2 separate regions of the Homo sapiens genome follow, and region 2 is linked to region 1. The links are chromatin loops, found by intact Hi-C in ENCODE. Cell type or tissue: B cell. All regions are shown on one strand.

Evidence for each region. A loop is a pair of places that touch in the nucleus more often than their neighbours do. Peaks named below come from ENCODE experiments on the same cell type or tissue, not always from the same donor. Only the 100,000 strongest peaks of a DNase experiment are listed, where the experiment ranks them.
Region 2: it touches region 1 in a loop (2.8-fold over the local background); 2 of 110 quality-filtered maps call a loop at or near these places.

Annotation. Positions count from the first base shown.
Region 1 is chr10:26,363,357-26,371,356 of GRCh38, forward strand. No RefSeq gene overlaps it. Among named protein-coding and RNA genes, the nearest start is that of APBB1IP, 71 kb to the right of the region's middle. In B cell, no CTCF peak of the experiment used is centred here; a DNase peak (open chromatin) is centred at 4,655; H3K27me3 peaks cover 209 bases.
Region 2 is chr10:26,452,445-26,460,444 of GRCh38, forward strand. All of the region lies in intron 2 of APBB1IP (amyloid beta precursor protein binding family B member 1 interacting protein), which reads left to right. Among named protein-coding and RNA genes, the nearest start is that of APBB1IP, 18 kb to the left of the region's middle. In B cell, no CTCF peak of the experiment used is centred here; a DNase peak (open chromatin) is centred at 4,797; H3K4me3 peaks cover 893 bases; H3K27ac peaks cover 6,042 bases.

The DNA of each region.
Region 1 (8,000 bases):
TGAACCCAGGAGGCAGAGGCTGCAGTGAGCTGAGATTGCACCACTGCACTCTAGCCTGGGTGACAGAGGGAGACTCCATCTCAAAAAAAAAATTGTATTTAAATTATCCACATGTACCTTTGACATCACTGTTGTCACCATCACTTTGGAATCACTGAGCACAGTGTCCACATTTTATATGTATGATTCTGGCTCTGCAATCTTTATTCTAAGCCACAAATAAGCATTCACAGAATATTGTCAGTTAGTTACTTCATTCATCTTACAGAGGCTTTTTTTTTTTTTTTTTTTTTTTTTTTTTGAGACAGTATCTCACTCTGTCATCCAGGCTGGAGTGCAGTGCCATGATCACAGCTTACTGCAGCCTCAACTTCCCAGGCTCAAGCAATTCTCCCACCTCAGCCTTTGAGTAGATGGGACCACAGATACACATCACCACGCCCAGGTAATTTTTATATTTTTTGTAGAGTTGGGGTCTTGCCATGTTTCCCAGGCTGCTGTCAAACTCCTGCGCTCAGCAATCCACCCACCTAGGCCTCCCAAAATGCTGGGGTTCCAGGCATAAGACAACACACCTAGCCCATTGATGCATATTCTTGATGTCTAAACATTACCACTTGATGCATGATTCTTCAGAGAATATAGTAAATATTGAACAAATGCAAAATGTTTATGTGAATGAGTTACAAGTCAAAAGGACTCATAAGTCAAAATAAAAATAACTTATGCATCCCATGCTTAGCTTAAGACGTGAACATTACCTTTTTGAAGCTCTCTGTGGGCTCCTTCCTAATCTCTTTGCCCTTCCTGCTCATCCATTTCACTCCCACTGGTAATTTATCATTTTAAAATTTGTGTTTATTGTTTCTTTGCTTATAGATTTTTTCTTTCTTTCTTTCTTTCTTTTTTTTTTTTTGAGATGGAGTCTCGCTCTGTCGCCCAGGCTGGAGTGCAGTGAAGCCCCGTCTCTACTAAAAATACAAAAAATTAGCCTGGCGTGGTGGTGGTGGGCACCTGTAGTCCCAGCTACTTGGAAGGCTGAGGCAGGAGAATGGCATGAACCCAGGAGGTGGAGTTTGTAATAAGCTGAGATCGTGCCACTGCACTCCAGCCTGGGCGACAGAGTGAGACTCCATCTCAATGATAATAATAATAATACATAAACAATATTTAAAACCCATTTATTCATAATGATACTAAAATAACTGATATAAACCAACATGTGAATTTAGCAAAACATCCAAGAGACAATTAGGGAAAGCCAAATGTTGACTGAATAGTTGGTGGTATTAAGAAATTATTGGCTGGGCGTGGTGGCTTACCCCTGTAATCCCAGCACTTTGGGAGGCCGAGGCAGGTGGATCACCTGAGGTCAGGAGTTCGAGACCAGCCTGGCCAACATGTTGAAACCCCCTCTCTACTAAAAATACAAAAACTAGCTGGGCGTGGTGGTGTGTGCCTGTAATCCCAGCTACTCGGGAGGCTGAGGCAGGAGAAACGCTTGAACTCAGGAGGCAGAGGTTGCAGTGAGCCGAGATCACACCACTGCACTCCAGCATGGGTGACAGAGCAAGATTCTGTCTCTAAAAAAAAGAGAGAGAGATTACTGTTATTTCTTTCAGATGTGACAAGAGTATTTTAGTCATACTGCTTTGTAGAAATACTCACTGAAATACTTATGGATAAAATAATATGATGTTATCTAAATCATTTTCCAAACAAGGCCAAAATTCAGGAAACTCTATCTAGAAAAAGAGTGTGGCTATTAAAAATACACATTAATCTAAAAAGTACCACCATCAGATAAGATTTAAAATGAAAACAATGTGTTCTGGACAGGAATACTGATAATAAACAGCTTAATTGTTTGTTTGTTTGTTTTGAGACCTGGCCTCCCTCTGTCACCCAGGCTGGAGTATGGTGCCACAATTATAGCTCACTGTAACCTCAAACTCCTGGGTTCAAGCAATTCTTGCACCTCAGCTTCCAGAGTAGCTGAGACTACAGTCATGCACCACCACACCTGGTTAATTATTTTATTTTATATTGTAGAGATGGGGTTCTCGCTATGTTGCCCAGGCTGGTCTAGAACTCCTGGCCTCCATCAATCCTCCAACCTCTGCCTCCTGAAGCCCTGGCATTATAGGCATGAGCCCTGACAGCTTGCTAGTATTTTAAGTACAATTGGTAAAACTTATAAACAAAAAAAAATAAAAATATTTAAATGATCAAGGACAATTTATAAAAGAAGTGAAATGCAGAAATGCAAAGTTACCATGAAGAAATTTAATTGATACTTCATTAGTAATGTGCTTACCCATTGATGTGCCAAAAATCAGAAAACCATTTTTTTTCAGATAAGAATAGTGTGGATGACCTTCCAAGAGAACATCTCACAGTGCCCTCTGGAATCAATGAGTCACAGCATGAGTAGGCAGGGGTGATGTTCAAACACATCAGCAATGGCTCAATAATCAACCAACTAGAAGGACATGTGCCAGACCTGGTTCTGGAGGTTCCTCATTGGCTGGGCAGGACCCATTTATTCACTGACAAGGAAGAAGCCCTGGGTTGGGCAAGGAAGTGCCAAAATGCCAGCAGGAGTCACTTGGAAGCTCTGTGTAACAGCTCTTAATGAATCAGTACAGAATTAGTTTGATATTTCAACACCTAGAGGATCCCTAGAAGATGTTTGGGTTTGCTAAACATTAACTCTGTGAGAAGAAACACTCATAATCAAACCCAATATTATTAAAGTGAGGACTAAGCAACATTGTTTCTCACTCACAATGCTAGCTCACCTTCTATGTGTGACTGGGAGTAGCTGTGGCTAGCAACCATTTGGCTCTTAAATCTGTCTATATCTGTGTATTCGTATGTATCTCATATATATGTGCATATATGTGTAGATACTTTTAGGCAGAAATCAACATGCATAACAGAAACTCGTTCTCCTCCTCTACCCACATTTACTGCTGAACAGCCAAAATTTTAGACTCCATTTAGTTTCAGACTCTTATCAGAATGACCTAGCCAGCCAGCACCTTCTTATAAATTCTATGTACAAGATACTTTGTGGTGATCTAACTCCTTAGCTACATTTTCACCATTTTATCTTGCTATGACACTCTATGTTCTTGCCATATTGAACTACGTATAGATCCTTGAACAAGCACTTTATTATTAATAAGATTTTCTCTCCTTGGAATGTCTCTCAGGCCCCCTTCATTTATAGGTTGTTGCGGGAAGTCAGGGACCCCAAATGGAGGGACTGGCTGGAGCTGCAGCAGAGGAACATAGATTGTGAAGATTTCATGGACATTTATCAGTTCCCAAATAATACTTTTATAATTTCTTATGCCTGTCTTTACTTTAATCTCTTAATCCTGTTATCTTTCTAAGCTGAGGATGTACGTCACCTCAGGACCACTGAGGTGTTACCTGTACAAATTGATTGTAAAACCTGTGTTTGAACACTATAAAATCAGCGCACCTTGAAAAAGAACAGTGATTTTTAGGGAACAAGGGAAGACAACCATAAGGTCTGACTGCCTGCAGGGTCGGGCAAAAAGAGCCATATTTTTCTTCTTGCAGAGAGCCTATAAATGGACGTGCAAGTAGGAGAGATATCGCTAAATTCTTTTCCTAGCAAGGAATATTAATATTAATACCCTGGGAAAGGAATGCATTCCTGGCAGGAGGTCTATAAACAGCCGCTCTGGGAATGTCTGTCTTATGCGGTTGAGATAAGGACTGAGATACGCCCTGGTCTCCTGCAGTACCCTCAGGCTTACTAGGGTGGGGAAAACTCCGCCCTGGAAAATTTGTGGTCAGACCGGTTCTTTGCTCTTGAACTCTGTTTTCTGTTGTTTAAGATGTTTATCAAGACAATACGTGCACCGCTGAACATAGACCCTTATCGATAGTTCTGCTTTTGCCCTTTACCTTGTGATTTTGTTGTACCCTTATCAGTAGTTCTGCTTTTGCCCTTTGTCCTGTTCTATCAGAAGCATGTGATCTTTGTTCTGCTTTTTGCCCTTTGAAGCATGTGATCTTTGTACCTACTCCCTGTTCTTACACCCCCTCCCCTTTTGAAACCCTTAATAAAAACTTGCTGGTCTGAGACTCAGGCGGGCATCATGGTCTTACTGATATGTGATGTCACCCCTGGTGGCCCAGCTGTAAAATTCCTCTCTTTGTACTGCCTCTCTTTATTTCTCAGCTGGCGGACACTTATGGAAAATAGAAATAACCTACATTGAAATATTGGGGGCTTGTTCCCCCAATAATAGGTATATTTCAGGGGTCAATTCAGATTTTTAGCACTTCCTGAAAGTCTCTAATGTCATAAGTATAGCATTATAGAAAGTACTGGAGAGCTTACTTTTCCAAACGAGAAAACTTTCTTCCACATTTATTAGTCAAAATCCCCATTCACTACTCTCTCAAATTCCTAGCATCACTGAGTCAATAATTCAACAGATTTTTCTCCAACAGTCTGTTTATTCTGCTTACATCTACATTCCTCCATTTCCTCTGGCCCTTTCCTCGTCTGGTTCAGAATTAGTGGTGGTAATATAGAAATCACCAGCAGCCAGGTATTGGGAAAGACTTCCTTACCACAGAAGGTGAAGGGATGGTTCAGCACCAAGGACAGGGGCACACGGGCCCGCTTACTTTCCTGCCTTCTCCACCTCATGTATATTTTAGTCATGCTGTGTGATTATGTCTTAGATTAAGTGCCCTTCCTCATTGCTGAGACTAACTGTATTATCATTTTCACTTTATGCTGAAATTTGTTTCTTATTTATCTCCCTTATCGTTCCTCCTCCTTACCCTCACTTAGTACAATTCCTGGGGCATAGTAGGCTAAATAAATTTTAGATTAATTAATAAATGAATCAATCACTCAATAAATTAACAAATATATTTCAGAAAGGAGACTAAAATCCAAAGAGACACAAATAAAACAATTTTGCAAGGAAGCAAAAATAATATATTTGTTATTACTCCTTCAGACATCAATTCTCACCCTGGCTTTGCATCAGAATGATCTGAAGAGATTATTGAAAATGCAAACTCCAACGTGGGGGACATAGGAAGACCCTGTCTCTACAGAATATTTTAAAACTTAACCGGGCATAATGGTAAGGGAAGCGGAGGCAGGAGGATTGCTCGGGCCCAGGAGTTCAGAGCTACAGTGAGCTATGATCAAATCACTGCACTCCAGCCTGGGCAACAAAGCAAAAACCCTGACTCAAAAAAAAAAAAAAGAAAAAAAAGCGAAAGCAAACTCAAAGGTGCTTCCCCAGAAATACCAGAAATACAGAAAGTAAGAGAATTCTGATGGTGTGGACTTGACATATGTAAAGAAGTAGGGGGACAGCTTGCACAGGTGATTTCCAAGGGCATGAAATATTTCTTCTACAGTTAGTTATAAGTTCTGCTATATCCCTACAGGAGGAATTAAGCATGTGGAAGGGAAAGAAAGCTCCAGCTGCCCTGGTTCATATGAGCAACAGGACCCAATCTTTTCAGCTGGGTAAAATGAAAATCAGCAGGAGCTGCATCTTTATTCTGATACCTGCTGATCTCCCACTCATGATGTAATAGTACAGGTAAAGTTATTCTTTGATTAAGTTTCTTACAGATTCTGGATATTAGACCTTTGTCAGATTCATAGTTTGTGAGTATTTTCTTTCATTCTGTGGGTTGTCTGTTTACTTTATTAATAGTTTCTCTTGCTGTGCAGGAGCTCTTTAGTTTAATTAGGTTCCACTTATCAATTTTTGTTTTCATTGCAATTGCTTTTGGGACTCAGCCAAAAATCATTTGCCAAGGCTGATGTCAAAAAGGCTATTTCCTAGGTTGTCTTCTAGGATTTGTATAGTTTAAGGTCTTACATTTAAATCTTTCATATATCTTGGTTAATTTTTATATATGCTGAAAAGTAAGGGTCTAATTTCGTTCTTCTGCATATGACTAGCCAGATATCCCAGCACCATTTATTGAATAGGGAGTTCTTTCCCCTTTGCTTGTTTCTGTCAGCTTTGTCAAAGATCTGATGATTATAGGTGTGAAGGCTTATTTCTCAGTTTCCTACTCTGTTCCATTGGTCTATGTGTCTGTTTTTGTACCAGTAACATGCTGTTTGGGTTACTGTGGCCTTATAGTATAGTTTGAAGCCAGGTAGTATGATACCTCCATCTTTGTTCTTTTTGCTTAGGATTGCTTTGACTGTTTTGTGTCTTTTTTGGTCTCATATAAATTTTAGAATATTTTTTCTCTAATTCTACAAAGAATAACATTGGTAGTTTGACAGAAATAGCATTGAATTTGTAAATTGCTTTGGGCAGTATGGCCATTTTAATGATATTGATTCTTCCAATCCATAGGCATGGAATGGCTTTCCATTTATTTGTATTATCTCTGATTTATTTCAGCAGAGTTTTGTAGTTTTTGTAGAGATCTTTCACCTCCTTTGTTAGGTATATTTTTAGTATTTCATTTTCTTTGTGGTTATTGTAAATGGAATTGTGTTCTTGATTTGACTCTCAGCCTGGGCACTATTAGTGTATAGAAATACTATTGATTTGTCTACGTTAACTTTTTTCTCCTGAAACCTTGCTAAAATCATTTATCAGTTCTGTTAGCCCTTTGGCAGAGTCTTTCGGGCTTTCCATTATAGAATCATGTTGTCAGTGAAGAGAGAGAGTTTGACTTCTTTTCCTAGTTGGATGCCTTTTATTTCTTTCTCTTGCCTGATTGCTCTGGCCAGGACTTTCAATAGTATATTGAATGATATAGTATAGGAGTGATGAGAGTGGACATCCTTGTCTTGTTCCAGTTCTCAAGGGGAATGGTTCTGGCTTTTGCCTGTTCTGTAAGATGCTAGCTGTGGGTTTGTCATAGATGGCTCTTATTATTTTGAGGTATGTTCCTTTGATGCCAAGTCTGTTGAAGGTTTTATCATGAAGGGATGTTGGATTTAATCAAAAGCTTTTTCTGCATCTATTGAGATAATCATATGGTTTTCACTTTTGATTTTTTATGGGTTAATTACATTTAATGTAAAAAGTGAAAAAATTTTAAGTAAAAGTGAAATGGTTTTCACTTTTAATTGTTTATGTGGTTAATTACATTTATAGACTTGCCTGTGGTGAACCAACCTTGCACTCCAGGAATAAAGCCCACTTGGTTATGGTGAATTAATGTTTTGATGTGCTGTTGGATTCAGTTTACTAGTATTTTGTTGAAGACTTTTGGGACTGTGTTAATCAGGGATATTGGCCTAAAGTTTTCTTTCATTGAATCTATGCCAGATTTTTGTAGTAGGCTGATACTGGCTTCATAGAATGAGTTGGGAAGCAGTCCCTCCTCCTCATTTTTTTGGAATAGTCTCAATAGGATTGGTGGCAGTTCTTTATACATCTGGTAGAATTCAGCAGTAAATCCATATGGTCCAGAGTTTTATTTGGTTGGTAGTTTTTTTTTTAATGATTCAATTTTATTGCTTGATATTGGTCTATTCAGGGTTTCAATCTCTTCCTGATTCAATAAATTACTGCTTCCAGTAATTTATCTATTTCCTCTAGACTTTCTAGTTTGTATAAATAGAGTGGTTCATAGTATTCTCTGAGGATCTTTTGTATCTCTGTGGTATCAGTTGTAATGTCATCTTTGTCATTTCTGATTGTATTGATTTCGATATTTTTTTTTCTGTGTTAATTTAGCTAGCAGCCTATCAATCTTGTTTGTTGTTTTAAAGAGCCAACTCTTGGTTTCATTGCTCTTTATGGATTTTTGCATCTGAATTTTATTTAGTTCTCTAATTTTAGTAATTTATTTTCTTCTGATAGCTTTGGGATTGGTTTGTTCTTTCTTATTGTTCTATTAAGTGAAAAGTTAGATTGTTAATTTGATATTTTTTAACTTTTTGATGAAGGCATTTAGGGCTTATTAATATTTTTGAATCCCTAACTAATATGGTATGAAGTTGT
Region 2 (8,000 bases), 89 kb after region 1:
CAAACATATTACCAAGGAAGCCACCAATTTCCACCTCTTAATAATCACAATTCATGTTTTCAGAAGACAATGTAGTTATCTAACTATCTAATTTCTCTAGGCCTGATTTTTGTAACCTATAAAATTGGAATCATGTCACTATCTCATAGAATTGTTTTGAGAATTAAATGAGATACTGTAGGTGTCTGACCTGTAGTAGTTGCTCCATATTTATAGCTCCTACTATTCTTTTTTTAATTTTTATATATTTAGGGGGTACAAGTGTAGATTTCTTACATGCATATATTTCATCCTGGTGCAGTCTGGACTTTCAGTGAACAGGTCACCTAAATAGTGAACATTGTACCCAATCGGTAATTTTTCAACCCTCCATATTTTGTAGCCTCCAATGTCTATTTTTCCACTCTGTATAGCCATGTATACTCATTGTTTAGCTTCCACTTATAAGTGAGAACATGCAGTATTTGAATTTCTGTTTCTGAGTATAACTCCTACTATTCTTTTTAATTAAGATATACTATCTTCATTTAAATATTTTACATTATTCTTATTATGCATTAATACTAGCTAGCATATATTTCATTTTAAGTGCCAGTGGTGGTGCTGTGCCAGTACTAAGAGAGTTGAGGTATAAATATTGCTCCTGTAATGTGGCTGAAGAGATTAAAAAATGTCTATAAAGAGATAAACAAGTCATAAAGCAGGTCATGAACTGTCAAAGTCGTGATTCTGATGCTGCCAGAATGGAGCTGTAGGTCTTGAGTTGGCTTTGTGTAGTGGGTAGGACTTATCTGAGTGGAGAAATGGCACAGAGGTAATGGCAATGGTGTGTTTACAGGAGGAGAAAAACTCCTTTCACTGTAAGGCAAGGTTTAATGAGAAGAAGATGGAGATGAAATTGGAGTGGTGTGCTGGGCATGGACTGTGGATGAGCCCATCCTATGAGATATTTGCTCTGAGCTGGGAGACATGAGGACAGCCTGCATACACAGTGACAGTGAGGGTGGGACAGGGCTTTCCTGCCAGGTCCCTGCTCCTCGACTAGAAGCACTGGCCTTCCTCCTCCATCCACTCATTCATCTCCTGCTTGCCTTTCTCTGATGACGTGGACTTGCCAGATTTGGTGTTTGTCCCCTCTGGACCTAGAATTCTCAGATATCCTACTGACCTGGCCATGGAGACCACTAGTGTTCCTCTGGGCTATAGCACAGACTCTAGCCCTCCTGAAAAAGGCCTCAAGGGACAGTTGCCCCTGGCAGATACTGGCCAATAAGCACAGGAAAAAAATGCTCAACGTCACTAGTCATAAAGGAAATACCAATCAATACCACAATGAGTACAACCACTATGGAGAACAATTTGAGATTTCCTTGAAAAACGATAAATAGATCTACCATATGATCTAGCAATCCCACTGCTGGGTGTATACCCAAAAGGAAGGAAATCAGTATATCAAAAAGATATCTGCGCTTCTGTGTTTGTTGCAGCACTGTTCACAAGATTTGGAAACAACCCAAATTCCATCAACAGGTGAATGGGTAAAGAAAATATGGTACTTATCCACAATGGAGTACTATTCAGCCATGAAAAAGAATGTTATCTTGTCATTTGCCACATGGATGGAACTGGAGGTCATTATAAGTAAAAAAATCCAGGCACAGAATGACAAACATGGCATGTTCTCACTTATTTATGGGATCTAAAAATAGAAACAGGCCCAGTGCAGTGGCTCACGCCTGTAATACCAGCACTTTGGGAGGCTGAGGCAGGTGAATCACTTGAGGTCAGGAATTCAAGACCAGCCTGGCCAACATGACAAAAGCCCATGTCTACTAAAAATATGAAAATTAGCCGGGCGTGGTGGTGGATGCCTGTAGTCCCAGCTACTTGGGAGGCTGAGGCAGGAGAATTGCTTGAACCCAGGAGGCAGAGGTTGCAGGATTGCAGGACTTTATTCTGGCTGCTCAGGAATCTGATGGGACAAGGAGCTGAGATCGTGCCACTGCACTCCAGCCTGGACGACAGAGTGAGACTCTGTCTCGAAAAAAATAAATAAATAAAAAATAAAAATAAAAACAATTGAACTCATGGAGGTAGAGAGTAGAAGGATGGTTACCGAGGCTGGGAATGGTAGCTGGGGTGGGGGAGATGTGGGGTAGTTAATGGGTCCAAAAAAACCAGAAAGAATGAATAAGACCTAGTATTTGCTAGCACAACAGCATGACTATAGTCAATAATAATTTAATTGTACATTTTAAAATAACTCAAAGAATATAATTGGATTGTTTGTAACACATAGGATAAATGCTGGAGGGGACGGATACCTCATTCTCCATGATGCAATTATGCATTGCACGCCTGTATCCCGTACATATATACACCTATGTACCCACCAAAATTAAAAATTAAAAACAGAGTGAGATACCACCTCACATCCATTAGCATGGCTATAATCCAAAAGAGAGACAATAACAGGTATTGATGAGGATGTGGAGAAATTGGGAGGGCTTTGAATGGCTCTCCACAGTTTGACAACACATGATGAAGCAATGAGGGAACAATTTCATTTTTGATGGCTGTCTCTGCTCAGAGGCTGTCTCTGCTGCAGGACTCTATTCTGGCTGTTCAGGAAATGGATGAGACAGGATGCTGAATGGAGTTGGGTAGTTCTGATTTTTTGCCAAGAGGCAAATGAGAGGGATGCCAGGAAAAACAGTATATGATATTGCTCGGCTAATTTAAATATAAATATGGGCCATGGAGTAAAGTACTGTGAGTGTATCATTAAGAAGGAAAAAGTCAGGCCTGGGCACAGTGGCTCACGCCTGTAATCCCAGCACTTTGGGAGGCCGAGGCGGGCGGATCACAAGGTCAGGAGTTTGAGACCAGCCTGGCCAACATGGTGAAGCCCTGTCTCTACTAAAATACAAAAAAGTTAGCCAGGTGTGGTGCGGGCGCTTGTAATCCCAGCTACTTGGGAGGCTGAGGCAGGAGAATTGCTTGAACCCAGGAGGCAGAGGTAGCAGTGAGTTGAGATTGCATCACTGCACTCCAGCCTGGGTGACAGAACAAAAAAAAAAAAGAATAATAATAATAAGAAGAAAAACGTCTTTGGGGATGCTCACGTTAACTTAGTAAAGTTACGTGGTTACTGTTATGTGAAACACATATAAAATACATACACTTCCCGAAGTTGAATTTTACACTATGTCTGCTGATTCAGCTGTTTAGAGTTTTGGGGGATTTCTTTTTTTTTGGTTTGTGGTTCCAAGGCCACAGCTTTGGAAAACAGTGTGTCAATTCTTCAAAAGTTAAATACTTACAGAGTTACCATATGCCCCAGCAGTTGCACTCTTAGGAGTGCCAAGAGAAATCGAAACATACATCCACACAAAAATGTGCAGGCAAGTGTTCATACCGGCATAATTTGTATTAGCTGAAAAAATGGAAACAACCCAAATGTCCATCAACTAATAAAAAGAAATGAAGTGTCAGCACATATTACATTTTGGATTGAACTTTGAACACATTAAGTGAAAGAAGCCAGACACAAAAGACCACATTAATGTATCATCCCATTGATAGGAAATGTCCAGAATAGGCAGCTTTATATAGAGAGGAAGTAGAATAATGATTGCTAAGGGATGGGGAGAGGAGGAGTGAACGGATACAGGGTTTCTTTTATAGGAGAAGAAAATGTTCTAAAATTAGATTGTGGTGATGGTTGCACAACCCTGTGAATATGCCAGAACCATTGAATTATACACTTTAAATAGGTGGATTGTTTCATTTCACCTGCATGCAAGGAGCTGCTCTATCCACGGGAAAATGGATGCACTAGGTGCAATTTGCACTCTGGGTTCAGTACATTAAGTGAAAGCCTTTGGTGTGCCTAGGAATTATAGGGAAAATAGCAGTGATAGCAGCGGAGTAGATTTTAGGAGAGAACAGGATGGATGTCTGAAAGATGAGGTTGGAGGGGTTGATGCGGGTTGGACTATGGAAAAATTTAAAAGCCACCTTATGGAGTTTATATTAAATCCTATGGACAGTAGAGAGCCACTGAAAAGTTTTGCTACTTGAAAGAATATGACAGAACTGGGTTTTAAGAAGAAAACTCTGGTGGCATTATAGAAGCTGATTTAAGAAGCAGAGACTGTGGCGAGCATCTGTATTCCCAGCTACTCAGGAGGCTGAGGTGGGAGGATGGCTTTTGTCCAGGAGGTTGAGACTGCGATGAGCCGTGATCATGCCACCGCACTCCAGCCTGGGTGACAGAGCAAGAACCTGTCTAAAAAAAAAAAAAAAAAAAAAGGAGAGACTGTTTGAGCCTGTGTAGGCATATGAAAAATAATTACAAAAGAAAAGAAGGAGAGATTGGAGATAGGAAGATGAAAAGTAAGCTGGGGGCAGAATCCTGATAAGATGTGGAAGACCTGTACTAGGATGGTAGCTGGGGAAAGTGTGGGACAAGTTCAAGGGCATTAGAAAGGCTAAACTGACCAGACAAACTGATCATATTTGGGACTTCCAGAATAGGTGATGCTTCTGAGAAGATTGGCTTAGTGAAGGTTATTGGGCTATAGGTCAAGATAAATGTAGGCTGGTTTTTTGGGTGTTTGTTTCTTTAGCAAGAGAGGGATACTATCTGAAAAGAGGAGTCCTTGTGTCCAAGTGGCTCCTTTTAGACACTCACAGCACAGGAGCTAGGCTGTGCTTGGTCATTGCAGATGTTCATAGCCATCAAGTCAGCCCACCTGTGTTTCTTCTCCGAGCCTTGTCTTCCCTTTCTCTGGTCTGCTTTTTCAAATTCTAATGTACGCTTCTTTTTCAGTTCCCCAATTTCTGGTAACTATCGCATTTGAATTTTTCTTTTTTAAGAGACAGGGTCTAACTCTGCTGCCAGGCTGGTCTTGAACTCTTGGCCTCAAGCAATCCTCCTGCCTCCGCCTTCCAAAGTGCCAGGATTACAGGTATCAGCCACTGTGCCTGGCCTCACCTTTGATTTTGGTATCCTTTACCCAGACATCCAGTCGCAGCCTCACTTCACTGCACTGTTCAACTCCTAACTCAGTATCTGATTTTCATCCAGGGTTTCTCTGTGCTGACTTTGTCCCCAGTTCCCAAGATAACATCTGGCTTAGATCTCCCTATACCAAAACCTATACTGGTAAGCCAGGGGACCTGGGAACAGGCTGAAGAGGAGGCTGGAAGGAGGCCATGTTGCATTTAAACCACCGGTAGGGCTGCCTGGTGGAAATGCTCTCTATGCAATGGGAAGTATAATTGCAGGGCTTAAAAATGAGGAGGGAGAGGAAGACACAGATAAGTATGAGTTTTCTGCTTCCCTCTGAAGCAATATCTATAGAGATTAGATAACAGGAATAAGTATAATACCAAACAAAGATCAGGGAAGATTTATCCTAAAGATAATCTGGATCATAGCTACAATGACTAAATTATTTGCTCTGAAAGGGTAAACTTGTTACCACCATTCCTTCAGAAAACACTTAAAGCTGGGTCTTTATTGGTATTTATGAAATCTGGATATTTTTATGGCCTGACTAATACCTTTGTCAAGCCCTTGGACAGCAGAGAAGTTGTATGGAGCCGAAAGTGCAAGGACTTAATGAATGATTTCTTGAAAGTATTACTGAAACTCTCTGGATGTGGTGTCTCATGCCTGTAATCTCCGCACTTTGGGAGGCCAAGGTCGGTGGATCACTTGAGGTCAGGAGTTTGAGACTAGCTGGACCAACACGGTGAAACCGCGTCTCTATTGAAAATATAAAAATTAGCTGAGCGAGGTGGCATGCACCCTTAGTCCCAGCTACTTGGAAGGCTGAGGTGGGAAAGTCGCTTGAACCTAGGAGGCGGAGGTTGCAGTGAGCCAAGATCTTGCCGTTGCACTCCAGCCTGGGTGACCAAGCAAGACTCTGTCGAAAGGAAGGAAGGAAGGTAGGAAAAGGGAAGGAAGGAAGGAAGGGAGGGAGGGATGGAGGGAGGGAGAGAGGGATTACTGAAAGTTTTTCTGGAAAGATCCATGAACACCTGACCAAAAAATTAACAAAGCTAATTTTCCAGTATCACTTTTTTCTCTCAGTGTCTACATCATAACAAACCTAAGTTGTATCTTAATACATTATTTGCCTTTTATATCAGAGCATCACTGGACCATTGTAAGGCAGTAGTAATAAGTTATTAATGATAAAATAGGTAACAAACAAAGACTATAATATGCTATCATCAAAAAATTAAGGCCATATTTCACTTCATGTTTTAGATTCTGGTAGGATTTTAAAGCACCAAATTCTTTGATATTTTTGAATATACTTTCACTAATTCTATTATTATCTACTTTATTCTTATTTACTGTTCTGTTTTAATTATTGTCTGCTTTCATTACTTTTTTCTCCAAAATTTCCTCTGAATTTGACTTTAATTAAATTGTGTATAAGTGTGTATTTTCTTTACTGTGGTTATTTTCTTTTCTTTTCTTTTATTATTATTATACTTTGAGTTTTAGGGTACATGTGCACAATGTGCAGGTTAGTTACATATATATACATGTGCCATGCTGGTGTGCTGCACCCATTAACTTGTCATTTAGCATTAGGTATATCTCCTAATGCTATCCCTCCCCCCTCCCCCCACCCCACAACAGTCCCCAGAGTGTGATGTTCCCCTTCCTGTGTCCATGTGTTCTCATTGTTCAATTCCCACCTATGAGTGAGAACATGCGGTGTTTGGTTTTTTGTCCTTGTGACAGTTTACTGAGAATGATGATTTCCAATTTCATCCATGTCCCTACAAAGGACATGAACTCATCATTTTTTATGGCTGCATAGTATTCCATGGTGTATATGTGCCACATTTTCTTAATCCAGTCTCTCATTGTTGGACATTTGGGTCGGTTCCAAGTTTTGCTATTGTGAATAGTGCCGCAATAAACATACGTGTCATGTGTCTTTATAGCAGCATGATTTATAGTCCTTTGGGTATATACCCAGTAATGGGATGGCTGGGTCAAATGGTATTTCTAGTTCTAGATCCCTGAGGAATCACCACACTATCTTCCACAATGATTGAACTAGTTTACAGTCCCACCAACAGTGTAAAAGTGTTCCTATTTCTCCACATCCTCTCCAGCACCTGTTGTTTCCCGACTTTTTTATTTTCTAGGTAGTTTGATATTGTCCTTTTGAAATTTTCTTCTCTGTTTCCTCAGCTGTTAAGGAAAATGTTTTCTACTTAAGGAGTTTTTTTTAAAATTTGTTTTAGCCCTTATTTTTCATTTTCATTATTGTTGTATCTTGGTCAGAGAATGTGGCTATTTCTCCTTTGAGAAATTTATTTACATTTTCTGGCACATAACTAGTTTTCAACAAATAATTTATAAGCTAAGCCTAATTTTTACTCAAATCCCCTATAATATATTTATGTCTTTCCCCTATTAATCAGTCAAATATAGAAATTAAATTTATTACCATTGCTAAGGTCATAATTTTGTAAGCCAAATTTTTACTATTATTTTCTATTTACTTAGTCTTAAAAATAATTTGTATAAACAAAATAATGTATTTTTGCTTGGAAAATTTAATGATGACTCAGTTCTGAACCAAGACAAATAATGCTAAATTCTTAATTACAGTTCTTGCCTCCAGAGAAATAAAGAAAATAATTAGCTGATGACAAGAATAACACTCTCTGTAAAGTTACTGAGCACAGTAACAAATAAATAAACAAATAAAACACCCTTCTTAGGAATAATTATCATAAAATTTGCTAGTCAGAAACAATACATGAAGGATACACTGTAGTTTGCATCTTCTTTTCCCTAAGAATTTTTAGAGTCATTTAGAATTTTAGAATGTAGTCAAGAAAGACAAAGAATTTGTTGCAATGCACTTGTCCATCTCAAATTGTCCTCCTCACATTGACTCCCCAGCAATGTTTAGGAGAATAAAGCCACAATAGGATGGAGTGGAGAAATCTCTTTC